5 separate regions of the Homo sapiens genome follow, and all the other regions are linked to region 2. The links are chromatin contacts, found by Hi-C or POLR2A ChIA-PET in ENCODE. All regions are on one chromosome and are shown on one strand. The core of a region is the stretch at or near the end of the contact, and the rest is flanking DNA. Distances in the headings are between cores, read along the strand shown. Region 1 holds the start of SP3 (Sp3 transcription factor). Region 2 has its middle 220 kb from the start of CDCA7. Region 3 has its middle 15 kb from the start of LINC01960. Region 4 has its middle 67 kb from the start of SP3. Region 5 has its middle 28 kb from the start of LINC01960.

Region 1 (2,700 bases), core at 91-2,590, 390 kb after region 2:
TCCTCCTGGTCCCGCCGCCAGCCCACGCCTGGCGTCCCCCGCTCCAAGCACCCCGGCTCCCCGGTCCGCGGGCAGGCGGGCGGCGGGCTGCGCGCCGGGCCTCCGCCTTCCGCCCGGAACCCACCCCCGGGAGGGCACGCTGGGGCCCACACTCACACGCGCACAAAAAGGCGGCAGGCGGGCGAGGCGGGGCGGCGCGGGCGGGGTCGGAGCGTTGGCGCCTCGGGCGGGCAGCTCCCGGGGCGGGGGGAGGGGAGTGGAGGGGAGGGGAGAGACGAGGAGGGAGGGGTGAGGCGAGGAGGGAGGGGAGAGGCGAGGGGAGGAGAAAGCGGCGCGAGGGGGGAGCCGGGCCGGGGTTCAGCCGCTCCTCACCTGGGCCGCCGCTGCCGCCGCCACCGCACCGTTTCCGTGCTGTTGCTGCTGCTGCAGATACTCGCCGTGGCCGCCGCCGCCGCCACCGCCGCCGCCGCTATCCACGTCCAAGGCAGCCATTTCCTCTTGTTTCACGGGCTTTTCGGGAGCTGCAGGCACAGCGCGGGGGGGTGGGGGTGGGGAGGAAGGCGGGTGGCGGAGAGGGAGGGGGCCCGCGGGCCGAAGCGAAATTACTCCCAAAGCCCGGACCCAGGCCCCTTCCCCTCCCCCACCCGCCCCCCGGCGGCGGCGGCGGCGGCGGCTCCCTCCTCCCCTCCTGCTGCTGCCCCCGCCCGCCGCTGCCTGTAACCCTCCTCCTCCTCCTCTTTCCCTCCTCCTCCTCCTCCCCGCGCTGCCCCTGCCCCCTCTCCTCTCCTCCCCTTTCCCTTCGCGCCGCTCGCTCTCACTCGCGCTCGCTCCTCTCGCACCGTCAGTCACTCACACACGCCCGCCCGCGCCCGCACACAGGGGGATGCGCTCCCGGCGGACCGGGCCGCCCGCCCCGGGGCCTGGCGGGGAGACGGCGTTGCTGGGGCTTCGGGGGTGGACGGTGGCTGGCGGGGAGGGGAGGGAGGCGCAGGGGAGTGCAGCTTTCTGCCTCTCACAGACACTCGGTCGCACACACGGGGCCGAGACCGGCGGCAGCGGCCCCGGGCTGGCTGTGGTCGGCGGCAGCGGCGGCGGCGGCAGCAGCAAGGGTTGCTCTCTCGGCTTTACGTACCGGTCATAGTGTGTTTAGGGCACCTCAGGCGGGGCTCCCCGCCGCCTTACACATGGTGAGGAGCGAAGGCGGCGGCGGCGGGAGAGGATGCGGGAAGCGGCGGCGGACACGGCCGGAGCGGTCCGGGGATTTTTTTTTCCTATTTTGATTGACTGTGCGGGAAACACAAAAGGTGGAGCCTCCAGCCCAAAAGGGGGGAAGAGGGTGACAGCCCGCCCGGAACTCCCGCCCCTCTTCTTGGCTCTCATTCGCCGCCGTGCTCTTTGTCGGCTGTGCTCATTGGTCCAGGCGCCTGTCCGTCGGTCTGCCAGGCGGCGCGCTTCCTGTTTGCCCCCGGGTGGAAGGGGAGAGACAATGAGCGGCCGTGGCAGCGTAGGTTTTCGAGAGCGGCTACGGCTCGCCGGTTACCCCGCTGTGCCCGCCTCCCTCGCCGGCTGCCGCTGCCAGGCCCGAGGCGCAGGCCTCCTCCACCTTGCAGGCGCTCGGAGCAGGCCTAGCCAAGCTGTAGGGGAGCTGAGCTGGGGAGGAAATTCGTCCCCGGTGACTCCTGCTCCACTGGACGCTTCCTCCATCCCGGCAGCAGTCTTGGCCGGATCTCCCCAGGGCCTCGCGCTCTTGGAGCCGCCGCTTCCCTGCGCTGCCAGGAGGCCACCGCTGCTCAGCCCCGGGGCTGCTGCTGCGGCCGCTGCCGCTACTGAGCAAACCAGACCCGCCCCACGAGCCCGGGGGGAGGGAGCTGGTATTAGGGGAGACACCCCCTCCGAGGCTGGAGGAGGATTTTTCTCTCTCACATCCAGCTTCCTGATTCAGTCACAGCCATCTCGCTCCCAGCCCCCTTAGCCCCAGTTTTCCAACCGGTCTCCCACTTTCACGTACCCTGAAGGCAGGCATTTAAAGCAAAAAAGAAATCTCAAGTCACCTCACATACGGAAGGAGAGTTTTAATTTTGGCCAGTGGCACCAAAACGGGCACTTAAAAGTATATTTCATTTTACTTGTGGTATGTGTATGTATTCAGTGGGGCAGAATTCTGTGTTTTAAAAAATCGGTCACATAACCATTTTGCTGCACAAACGTATTATTCCCGGCCTCTTTATCCTCTTGGTACCAAGTCAGATATCTCCTGAAATAAGCCCATCAACCACTGCCAACGTTTTTTAAAGTCGTGAACCGGTGAACTACCTTTTTTCCCCCATTGGAACATTTTTGTTGTATTTTAAAATCTTGTTTCTCTTACTGGATTAGGTTAACACTCCTTCCTTCTTTGGCATCCTTGGTATCTTGCTGTCATCCTGGGGGAAAATGCTCAGGTTTTAAGTGTGTGTTTTGCCAACTAAGAGACATCTCTCCCTGTTACCTTCAAGTATAGTTGCCAAGAAAGAAGTTAAATTCAAGAGGTGGAAACACTGTCCACAATACCTGTTTTTTAGAAATCTGGCTCAAGATTCAGTTTTCCCATTACTGTGATTATTATATTTTGTGTGATATGTGATGTGCTGGTGGATGAGGTTGTGAAGTCCAAGCACTTTAACCAGATTTTGTGTGTCCTAACTTAATAGGTAATCCATT
Region 2 (2,700 bases), core at 14-2,513:
TGCTGACAATTTGTACAATATGTCCCTGGTGAAATGTGTGTGTCCCTACACTGCACCATTTTACATAACAATATGAAATATTAAAAGGGAAAAACGTTTTGTAATAAACAGCAGTTTTGCTGATTGCGGCTGATTATGTTAAGCAGCTTGTACTGTGGGTGTCAGAGGAGACTTAATAGCTCCTATAACTAATCTCCACGACTGACCTCTCCCCTCGGCTGATGAAGCCTATTCAAAAATCTGCTGCCCTTTGCTCATTTTCAGATCTTATATTTCTGAACTGTTTGGATCGTGCATATATTTGCTAAAGTTGTTGTGTACAGGATTTGTGTGTGTGTGTGTGTTTAAAAAAATATACAATCCATGAAGAAAGATTCCTGCCAGGGCTGTCTTATGCATTATTTAAAAAAAGGAACAAACTACACAAACAGTAAAAACAACGCATATTTACAACATTCATATCAGATACTGTGTCATTTATTATAGCTTAAGACCGTTTCTGTATTGAAAGTGTGCGAAGAAATATAGGGCCAACATTTTTTACTCTAACTTTAAAATAAAGGGTAAAGGATGTCTTTCTGGGGAAAAGCGTCATCTGGGCCATTTCATCAGCCTCGATGGCTGGTACTTAGAAGCAAAGTGCTATTCAATCATGAAGCAATTTCATTTTTCTGATAAAAGTTTTTGATTTAAATGGAATTTCATAGAGAACATTTCAGAGTATAGAGAACTCCTCCATCAGTAAGTGCAGATAAACATGTAAGTGCATATGTGTAAGTGTCTATGATTAACAGTTTGCTCTTCCTCTGTTACCCAAATCCAAGGATGTTTACAAAGCCACAGGGGAAATGTGGAGGTTGGTAAGAGCAGCGCTTTAAAGAGCAGAGACGTCAGTCCTCCCCACACTATTCAAATGCAGCCATCCTGGGGAAATAAAACCAAATAAAGACAAAAGAGGGAGGGAAAAAATCAACAATTCAAAAAGTAAAGTGTGTGAATCTGACTTGCTAGAGAAAGGGGTAGACTCAGTACAACAAGGTCACAAAAAGGTGCAGCCTTCGATGAGACAAATACCGGCTGAAGCTGGCTGATAAATATTTCCTGTAGGATCTGAAGCAGGTTGTCACCAGCAAAACAAAAATCCCTAGGGGGCAGTACATAATTAACAATTTGAAGATGTGGCCGCGTGTCATTGTCTCAAAAGGAGCCAGGGAATCCTGCCCCCAAAAGCACAACCCGAGTTCCCATATTAATCTTACTGTTTCCCTATAAACGAATATCAGTGTTTCCCCAGAGGCTCAGAAGACGCCTTTGCTCTGGGCTGGCAAATGTCTCCTGGCTCATGGTGTCATTTTCCTGTGATTTTAAATCAGCATCACCAAACCTGTTCCTCTAGTCTGAGCAAAATCACACAGCATGTTTAGGAAAGCAAACAAGTATTTTTTTCTATTATCAAAGACATGAATAAAATCGGGACTGAGAGAAGAAATCTATTTACACAGGGTGCCTGAACGAGTGTTTAAAGACTTTTAGAACAGTGACTCTCTAAAAACAACTGACCTTCAACTAAATTGCACCCACACACCAGAACAAAAACTCGGGAGAGATTAACAGAAGTCATAGAGAAGTTTTGGCGTGGTTTAAATATTTCTTCGGTTTATTTCAAGACAGGTTGGAGTTTGGAAGGAGGAAGAGGTTAATTGCCAGAGGTTAATAGAACAAGGAAATACTGAACTTAATCTTGGGGTGGTTCTGGCATTCACTTAAGAGAAGTCAGCAATATTTCCCAGGGGGTAGATCCAGGACAATGCCAATTTCGAGTTTGTTCTGCTGCTGAACCTTGGAAGCAGTGTGGACTACTGCTCAGAGCAACAAATTTGGAGACAGGAGACCTGGGCCACATTCCCACCTGTGACTGAAAGTGGGTGCTCCTTGGGAAGTTTCTCAGATTCTCTGTGTCTTGGTTCCTTCAATTGCAAACTGAGTTCAGATCACTTGCCACCTGCCTACCTAATCAGAATATTGTGAGGGTTAATGAGATTGCACTTGCAAGGTGATTGCCTCATCATATAACTCCAAAGTATTATTATTCATCATAAAGACACAGCTGCAATATTGTATATTGTTACATACCAGATGCCATGTTTCTATTTTTAGCAACCTAGAAATGACAGTGTCTTAGAATTATACAGTGGGAGGGGCCTGGCAATATTACCTGCCCCAAGCTCTGTTCTGGGTCAGGTGGGTGTCTAACCAACCAAAGATGGCTGGCTGTTCAGTCTCACTTTATGTCTAAAGGAGGAAACTCTTCAGCTCGCCTTTCAGAGGAAATTCCAGTGTTATCATTCTGATGGTCAAGAGTTATTGCTTAAGTCTGAATTCTCCCTTCTGTTTTAATTAAAATAATCTTTTTCATTTATTAATATGTATGTGGGTCTCCTTCATGTAGTGATCTTGAGGGGCAGAAACCATGTCCTATGCATTTTTATATTCTTTAAGTCACTTCCTGGTAAGGCAGTACCTAGTAAACACTCAAGAAATGCACTTTGGATTGAATTCAGTTGTTTGTAACTATGTGGGCAGAAAGAAAAACACTGATAGCACATTTCATACTAAGAGCATGGGTCCTGCAGTCCTAGCCCCCTGGAGGCTCAGGCTGGAGGATGACATAAATACAGTTCTGGGCTAACAGGTGGTGTG
Region 3 (2,700 bases), core at 24-2,523, 470 kb after region 2:
CTTTCTCTCCAGACCAGCTACAGCAAGGAGGGAGATCAGTAGCCTTAAGACCCCATGTAGGACTTAAGAAAGGACTGGAACCAGTTCAGTCCTCCCAGAAGCCAAATGGGGAGGGGGTCCTGAGGCCAGTCTGGCTCCCTTTTTCAAGAATGTGGTTCTTAACCACCTTTGAGCTATGAACTCCTATAGCAATCTGATACAAGCTGGGAAAAATTACACACACACATAATTCTGTACACAACCTCAGAGAAAGCACATTGTAGACCTTCTCCTAAGGTCGCTACTTTGGCAGTTCTTTCAAAACCAGTCCATTTTCTCATTAAGGCTGTGTCCCTTTCACAGAAGAGAGGATGTGTGAAAAAAAAAAACACCTTATAAACAGCAAATCAACCTATTAATACAGCCTATAAATACAAATTCTTGTAAGATATAGAATAGATCGGTCGGGGGTGGTGGCTCACGCCTGTAATCACAGCACTTTGGGAGGCCGAGGTGGGTGGATCACGAGTTCAGGAGGCTGAGACCAGCCTAACCAACATGGTGAAATCCCGTCTCTACTAAAAATAAAAAAATTAGCCGGGCGTGGTGGCGGGTGCCTGTAATCCCAGCTACTGAGGAGGCTGAGGCTGGAAAATCGCTTGAACCCAGGAGGCAGGGGTTGCAGTGAGCCGAGATCATGCCATTGCACTCCAGCCTGGGCGACAGAGTGAGACTCCGTCTCGGAAAAAAAAAAAAAAAAAGAAAAAGAAAAGAAAAAGAATAGATCTTCCATAGAGATGCATCCACATATAAAATATAACCATAATAATGGTGGAAATATATTTACACAGTGTTTTTACTTTGCAGCACACATATATCATTTTATCCCATTGAAATCCTTGGCACATGGTTAGGGAAGACATTGTTCCATTTTATAGATGAGGACACTGAGGAAGAGAGGGCTAGGTGGCATGCCTGCAATGACAGGGCCGGGTGGCAGCAGCACTGGGACAGGAACCAAGGTCTTGTCACTCCGAGGCCCAGGCTTCCCAAGAGGCACACGGCAGGGCAATGCCATCTTGACCTCTCTTTGAAGTCTCTCCATGGCCTTACGCAGGACCTGGAGGCGCTCACGGCAAAGGCAGTGTTTGTGCACGCACACTTGGCCCACATCAGCCTCCTGGTGAGAAACAGAGACACAGAGGAAATGATGTTTTCTAACACAGGGAAAGAAGCACAGGGCCTGCCTTCAGAAATCAAGGTTGCGTAGACAGAGGGGAACTTTTTACTAGGGCTTCCTCTTGGCCAATTAAACCTAATGACTCATTTCCTTTTTCTTCTGAAAACAAAACAGCATTTTCTCCTACCGTCCTGAAGGAGGAGAAACCTGGAAGATCGCCACCTAGTGGCCCAGACCATCAAGATCGTGGCTCCTTCTCCCCCTGCTACCCCGCCCCCACTTCATAGGCCACCTTGCCTATTAGAAAACTGGACCCATACCCCTCACCATGCAGCAAGATAATCTCAAATGGATCAGAAATTCAAACGTAAAAAATGAACACAAACAAGTATTAGAAGACACATCGGTGGACTTCTTTATACCCTGGGTGTGGGAAGTCTGTCTATGATTCAAATCCCAGACGCAAACCAAAGGGCCTCTGGGCGCTTGCTCCTCCAGCTAAGACAGGAGTTGGGGGGGAAAGGGGATGTGTGTGCAATCTTCACCTCCATGTGGCATCTGCCCTACCCCATTAGAGCTAAGTGACTGTCCCCAACCTGGGCTCCTGGGATCAAGCGGAGGGAAACAGATAAAAAACAATTAAACTGACTGGGCCCACTGCCCCCTTTGCCTTCTTGGCAGACAGGAAAAGAGGTCTCAAAGCTGTGCCTCACAAAAAGGAAGACACTTAAGATATCAAGGGGCATGGAGCTGGGCACAGTGGCTCCCACCTGCAATCCCAGCACTTTGGAAGGACAGGCAGGAGGATCCTTTGAGTCCAGGAGTTTGAGACCCGCCTGGACAAAATATTGAGACCCTGTCTCTACAAAAAGTAAAATAAAATAATTAAAAATTAGCCAGGTGCAGCACTGCATCCCTGTAGTCTCAGCTACTCTGAAGGCTGAGGCAGGAGAATCATTTGAGCCAGGAGGTCGAGGCTGCAGTGAGCCAAGATCACACCACTGCACTCCAGCCTGGGCCAGAGTGGAAGACCTTGTCTCAAAAAATAAAATAAAATAAAAAAGTAGTTTTTTTTTCAAATAAAAATTTTAAGAGAGGCATGGAAACCCAGTCCAAGCTCAGCCTGACACCAAAATGAATGCTTTGCTAATGAAAAATAAAATACTCCAACGGCATAAAATAAAGTATTAATAAATTCAACAACTTTAAAAAAACCTGCTGCATGGCAAGAAAATTGGCACATTGTGAGAAATATTTGCAACATTTTCACAGAAACAGGTTAATCTGTAATATTAGGAATGTAATGAACTTTTAAATATTGAGGGGAAAAGGCCAAAACTTGATAGAAAATTAGGCAAAAGGCGTGAACAAACAGTTCATACACACAGATACAAAAATATGTAGATGGACCTTAAAATACAGAAAGATGTTCAACTTCACTCATTATGTTATAAATATATATTAGAACTACATTGAGATACCAATCTTTATAAAATTGACAGAATTTCAGAAGTTTGACCATGCAGTCCATTGGCAAGGCT
Region 4 (2,700 bases), core at 61-2,560, 330 kb after region 2:
CAATTGTACGCTTTAAGATGGTTAGTGTACAGCATGGTGACTATGGTTAATAACAATGTATTGTATACTTGAAAATTTCTAAGAGAGTAGATTTTAAGTGTTCTTGACACATAATAAATAAGCATGTGAAGTAATGCATATGTTCATTGGCGTGATTTAGCCATTACACAATGTATAAGTATACATTTCAAAATATGCTATATATCATAAGTATGTAAAATTTTTGTCAATTAAAATTTTTTAATGCTAATGGCTCATTTGTTTATGTACATTTATCTCAATAAAAAATGAATCCAACCTAGATTATATTCATCTTTGTACCAATATAGTCATAATTTTAAAAATATATTTATGAAGGAGTCTATAAGGCAAAAGTGCCTAGGACCTATGAAAGTCATAATGCAGCCCTAACCAAGTGCACAGGATGCAGAGACAAGTGGAAGGAACCTGAGCCATCTGAGTGAGAAAGGGTAGTTGGTCAGAGCACAGCGAGTAAGGGACAGGCTCATGTGTGCGGAGGCTGGGGAAGCCGGCAGAGGCCCAGCCAGGCATGGCAAAGCCTCGGGATGCTAGGTGAAGTGCCAATAAAGAGTTTTAAGGAGACTGACATTTTCAAAGATCACTCTGGGCTGCTGATTGGAGTGTGGACTAGTCAGAGTCAGGAAGAGTGGTTACGAGGAGCCCAGATTCCAGGATACTGCTGTAATCCAAGCAAAAAATGATGGCTGTTGCTCGGATGCTGGTAGAGGAGATGTAGAGAGATGCATGGCTTTGAGACACTTGGACAATCAACAAGATCAATATGGGGAATGGGAAGGAGAGGGTGTCAACGTTAACCTTCCCCTTTCTGGCATGAGCATCGAGAAGCATATGACGTTATTCATTGAGATAAATACTGAAGGTCCAGGTTTAGGAGTAGACATTCAGAAACTGAATTCTGAACACATAAAGTTTGAGGTACCTGTGAAAGTTCCAAAACAGGGGCCAAATAGGTAATTCAATATTTTACCTGCAACTCAGTTGAGGAGTGGAGTGAAGATGGAAAACTTGGGAGTTGCCCACGTCTGCAGTAAAAGGAAATCCCAAGAACAAATGAGATCATCCAGTAAAAGAGTGCGGATTGAGAAGAGAAATCAGCTCAGGATCAAGCCTGGGAAAAATTCGACATTTAACTGCCAGGTACAAGAAGAAAAGCTAGCAAAGGAGAGAGAGAAGCGGAAAGAGGAAGAAGGAAACAGCTGGGCCATGGGTAGATATTAGGAAAGAATCTACTTCAACAAATGGAGAACAGCCAACTGATGTGAACACTGAGGTCAGGCAGTATGTGAATGTTTCAATGTTACATGCGTTAGTGACAGGGAGGTCACTGTTGACCTTTTCAAGACCATCTTTAGTGAAGTGAAGGAACAGAAACCAGATGGGAGTTATTTGAGAGGAGAGCAGGGGAAAAGGAAGTGAAAAGTGTGTGGGCAACTCTTTCAAGAACCTGATTGTGAGTGAGGAGTAGGTGACAATGAGACAAGGCGAACCCAGACTTCACTCACCTAGCTGCCTGCCCATGGGGCAATAGGGAAACTAAGACAGAAGTAACTGCCAAAAGCAAAGGAGTTAGCAACCCGGTGCTGCTAATTCTTAGAGGTCAATGACGAGCAAGGCCTAGGTCCTTCTGCAGCTGGTTGCCTGACAGTCTAGCAAGTTGATAGAACCCATGCCGTGACCCTGTTAATTTTATGACTGTTTGCAAAGGGACAGTTTTCTCTGCCCTTGTAGAGCAAAACCAGGGAGGAATTTAAGTTTGCAGCTTGCTCCCCACCAGATCTCACAGTTGTGATGGGATAAAGTCCTCAAGAACAAAGAAGCTGCGATCACACTGAGTCAGAGTCCAAAAAGCCACCTTCAAATAATGTTAAGACTGTATACCACCTTTGGTTGTTCTTTAAGTACAGAGTGTTAAAAGAGGTCGCTCAGCACTGGCGCTGCAGGCTGAGTCCGGCCCCATGATGCTCCCGCACATTCTAGGACACCTTCTTTCTCCACAGCCATAGCTGTTAACGGCTAACTTCTTTCCTCCGAGCCTTTGCCCTCTGTGTCCTAAGTTTAAATTCTAGGACATGAGAAATATCTCAAAAAACTGTCCCTTTATCCTTTGCCAATTGAAAAAGAAACCAGCCCAGCAGAGAGGAGACTAGGTAACACAAGACCTTGGTTCCGGATGGTGTTCACACCTACTGTCGCTTTTGCTGTGCGTCATCAGTCACATAATGACTTATAGGGCAGAATATTGCTTTAAAAAGTTGGTTTTGGCCAGGCGCGTTGGTTCTCGCCTGTTATCCCAGCACTTTGGGAGGCTGAGGTGGGTGGATCACGAGGTCAGGAGATCGAAACACGGTGATATCCCGTCTCTACTAAAACTACAAAAAATTACCTGAGCGTGGTGGCATGTGCCTGCAGTCCCAGCTACTGGGGAGGCTGAGGCAAAAGAATTGCTTGAATCCGGGAGGTGGAGGTTGCAGTGAGCCGAGATTGCACCACTGCACTCCAGCCTGGGTGACAGAATGAGACTCCATCTCAAAAAAAAAAAAAAAAAAGTTGGTTTTGTGCATATGTTGCTGCCTTATAGTTTCTAGTCTCCATTTCAGGGTTGACTCACTGTCTCCAATATTGGAGTAGATTTGAGGAACACTTTGGTTAGAAAGATAC
Region 5 (2,700 bases), core at 29-2,528, 430 kb after region 2:
ATTTTAAATAAGATGGTCAAAGTAGGCATTGATTGAGATGTGACATTGATGAAAGACCTGAAGGAGACAAGTGTCTATGTTGCTACTTATACTTACATTTAAAGTCCTTCCTAAAACTTCAGACTTAAGGCAAAACCAATGCATCAGCTTATATCTGGTATAAGCAAAGTTGGGGACTTGCCCTCTTATCATGAAACTAATCAGACACATATTTTATCCACTTGCATTTAACAACAAAAGCCATTAGAAAACCTAATTTTCTGAGGCAGAATGTGTTAAAATACCAACCCCCAAATCCTTTTGGTGTAACAAAGCTCCCCTTGTAAAAACTCTGGCCCTACTTGTTGGTGCCACTCTCTCTCAGGTACCATTCTTTCTCTGAAGACAACAATAACAACTGCTCTCTTATCAAGATTAAAAACAGAAACCAAATTTTTGTTGGTGATAAACAGCCAACAGCTAGTCTAAGCATTAATCCAGTAGTGTATGAATAAGTTATGAAAATTCTCTTTGCCAGAAAAACAATCAACTGTCTCACTGCTCACCTATCAGCCTTTATTTCCTACTAGGTACTATATTTATGGCTCCTATCTAGAAAAAAAGAAGTTGGGAACAATTCAAGCTTAAGTGCATATTATTGAAACTGTAAATCTCTATTCCAGATTGTAAGCTATTATCATATACTTATTTTTAAGACTTTCAGATTCCAATGTTTCTCAAATGCAGAAAATTATCTTACAAGTCAGCAGGTCAGGGTTTGATCTTGAACAGAACCAGTTTAGAGAAAGTTCCCATGGGGAGCTTTCAAGATTCCTGAACTACAACACATGTCTGAGAAATTAGAAAGTCCACAGCAAGTTTCTGTTACATGGATTATAACTGAGTTTGTGAGTGGTTGGTGTTCGCTGCCACTAAGTGGCCTTGCTCAAAGATTCTGCCCCAGGCCTCGTGTGGTAGCTCATGCCTGTAATCCCAACATTTTGAGAGGCCAAGGTGAGCAGATTGCTTGAGTTTGGGAGTTAAAAACCAGCCTGGGCAACATGGTGAAACCCTATCTCTACAAAAAATAGAAAAATTAGCCAGGCATGATGGTGTGCACCTGTAGTGAGGCAGGAGGATGGCTTGAGTCTAGGAGGTGGAGATTGCAGTGAGCCGAGATCGCACCACTGCACACCAGCCTGGGCAACAGAGCCAGATCCTGTCTTAACAAACAAACGAAGACTCATCCCCAACACCACCCCACGTGTCTACCGCCTGCCTGCATGCTTCTGGCTGCTCAGCTGTCTGCACTTCTGACTTTGCTCAACACAGCTCCGGCCTTTGCCAATCATGAGCTGCCAAGACTAGAGTGTGTGGCTGAAACACTTGAACACTCACGTGAAAGAAACTCAACTTCTGCTTTTGGGTAATTTGCTGACAGTTGCTTTATTTCCTTTTCTTCTATTAAGCAATTCTATTTGCACAGAAAAATATAATCAACAAGTGATTTTCTTAAGCAAAAGCATAAAACAATGATAATAAAATAAATGATGACAAACTTTTACAGAACCTACTCTGTGCTCACGGGCACACTTGGCAGTGTGTTGTGAGCCCTTTCAGAGGAGAAATGATAAAGAACTTAAATTTTTTAAAACTATCTTTATAAAGAAAAAGAGCACAGTTTAACTGTGATTTGAACTGACAAGAAGTACTTCTTGTTTCAAGCGAAAATACTTTGGACCACTGGGCACATTAGGTATTGAAATGTCAGGTTAACACTGAATACTCCTGTTTATTTTCTCCATCTTTTGGCAGATGCTCAATTCCAAGGCTTGGTGGAGAGCCAATGTATCCTGTTAAAGTACAGCACACACACACAAAATGGACACTTTCTTTCACAGGAAAGCTCAACATATAAACACTTTCCCTTTGACCTGTCCGTTCTCCAGGCTTCATGACTTTCTACATTCACCAAGCAGCCCTGTATCTCACCATAACCTTGACCATCCTCTTTTACTGTGTAGGCTAATTAACTGTGACAAGATGAAGTGACTTTGCCCAAGACCCAAGTGCAGGTGTCAGTACCAGACTAGAACTCAGGTCTCTGGCTCCAGGCTAGTACTCTTTTGTCCAAAGTTACACAAGTAATTAACAAAAGGTGAAATGATTTCCCCTGCTTTCCAGCTTCCAACACCCGGCTTCCCCATCTTCTCTCACCTCCTTCAATGAGAATGTCTTACTGCCGTAACACGCATTTGTACCCAGTGTCTCTTTAATGTCATCTGGTTGAGTGCTGCCTTTCCTTGCATGCAGGGCTGATATTCAAAATATTTCACAACTTGGGTGGCCTAAGCACTGACCAGTCGGAAGGAACACTGGTTTCCTGCTGGATTGAGGAGCTGGAGGCTCCCTTCCCCGCTGCAATGGATCCCCTTAGCTGCAAGTGTGTGAGGAAGTCAGAGGAATCCCCGGAAGCCCTGCTTAGAGGCAGCTTCAGAAGGGAAACTCGTGAAGGGCCCAGGCTTCTGTCATTTGTGCACCATATGCACAACCCTTCTCGTTTATTATTCACTCAGCAAATATTGATTAAGTACCTACAATGTTTAGAACCTTATGGGAAAAACAAAGTCAGTAAGACATGCCCTTATGCCTACTTTATTTCCTGGTATAATAGATAAGAAATGTACATCAATAGCTATAATTGAAATAGATTATAGCTAT

The links. A loop is a pair of places that touch in the nucleus more often than their neighbours do. ChIA-PET counts read pairs that join two places held with the same protein, here RNA polymerase II (POLR2A). Pooled maps may share reads with other maps.
Region 1: a map of PC-9 shows a loop between it and region 2 (8-fold over the local background). The contact joins the promoter of SP3 here to the enhancer-like site in region 2. A Hi-C loop is called at or near these places in 4 of 168 maps with a recorded cell type or tissue (Calu3, IMR-90, OCI-LY7 and 1 more), 4 of 37 single-sample maps with no recorded cell type and 7 of 50 pooled maps.
Region 3: a map of PC-3 shows a loop between it and region 2 (6-fold over the local background). The contact joins two enhancer-like sites. A Hi-C loop is called at or near these places in 21 of 168 maps with a recorded cell type or tissue (HCT116, IMR-90, MCF 10A and 16 more), 29 of 37 single-sample maps with no recorded cell type and 33 of 50 pooled maps. POLR2A ChIA-PET finds 5 or more read pairs at or near these places in 1 of 52 experiments (PC-9).
Region 4: a map with no recorded cell type shows a loop between it and region 2 (8-fold over the local background). The contact joins two enhancer-like sites. A Hi-C loop is called at or near these places in 8 of 168 maps with a recorded cell type or tissue (IMR-90, MCF 10A, Right ventricle myocardium superior and 4 more), 2 of 37 single-sample maps with no recorded cell type and 11 of 50 pooled maps.
Region 5: a loop to region 2 is called in a map with no recorded cell type, with 10 times the contacts of the local background. The contact joins two enhancer-like sites. A Hi-C loop is called at or near these places in 1 of 168 maps with a recorded cell type or tissue (cardiac septum), 1 of 37 single-sample maps with no recorded cell type and 6 of 50 pooled maps.

Annotation. Positions count from the first base shown.
Region 1 is chr2:173,964,033-173,966,732 of GRCh38, forward strand. It overlaps SP3 (Sp3 transcription factor), which reads right to left and starts at 1,341. Exons shown (of 7, transcript NM_003111.5): 1 at 1,133-1,341; 2 at 373-521. The coding sequence starts at 1,139. RefSeq lists an enhancer at 1-678 and silencers at 1-408, 739-1,018, 1,519-1,588.
Region 2 is chr2:173,570,333-173,573,032 of GRCh38, forward strand. No RefSeq gene overlaps it. Among named protein-coding and RNA genes, the nearest start is that of CDCA7, 220 kb to the left of the region's middle. RefSeq lists a silencer at 2,681-2,700. Within about 2 kb of position 1,264, at least 7 of the 41 ENCODE cell types and tissues checked have a DNase peak (open chromatin) inside an H3K27ac peak, as active enhancers do; they include PC-3, PC-9 and prostate gland, where a contact is called at or near this core.
Region 3 is chr2:174,038,703-174,041,402 of GRCh38, forward strand. No RefSeq gene overlaps it. Among named protein-coding and RNA genes, the nearest start is that of LINC01960, 15 kb to the left of the region's middle. RefSeq lists a silencer at 1,115-1,515 and an enhancer at 1,219-1,513. Within about 2 kb of position 1,274, at least 29 of the 41 ENCODE cell types and tissues checked have a DNase peak (open chromatin) inside an H3K27ac peak, as active enhancers do; they include PC-3 and prostate gland, where a contact is called at or near this core.
Region 4 is chr2:173,896,966-173,899,665 of GRCh38, forward strand. No RefSeq gene overlaps it. Among named protein-coding and RNA genes, the nearest start is that of SP3, 67 kb to the right of the region's middle. Within about 2 kb of position 1,311, at least 4 of the 41 ENCODE cell types and tissues checked have a DNase peak (open chromatin) inside an H3K27ac peak, as active enhancers do.
Region 5 is chr2:173,996,178-173,998,877 of GRCh38, forward strand. No RefSeq gene overlaps it. Among named protein-coding and RNA genes, the nearest start is that of LINC01960, 28 kb to the right of the region's middle. Within about 2 kb of position 1,279, at least 20 of the 41 ENCODE cell types and tissues checked have a DNase peak (open chromatin) inside an H3K27ac peak, as active enhancers do.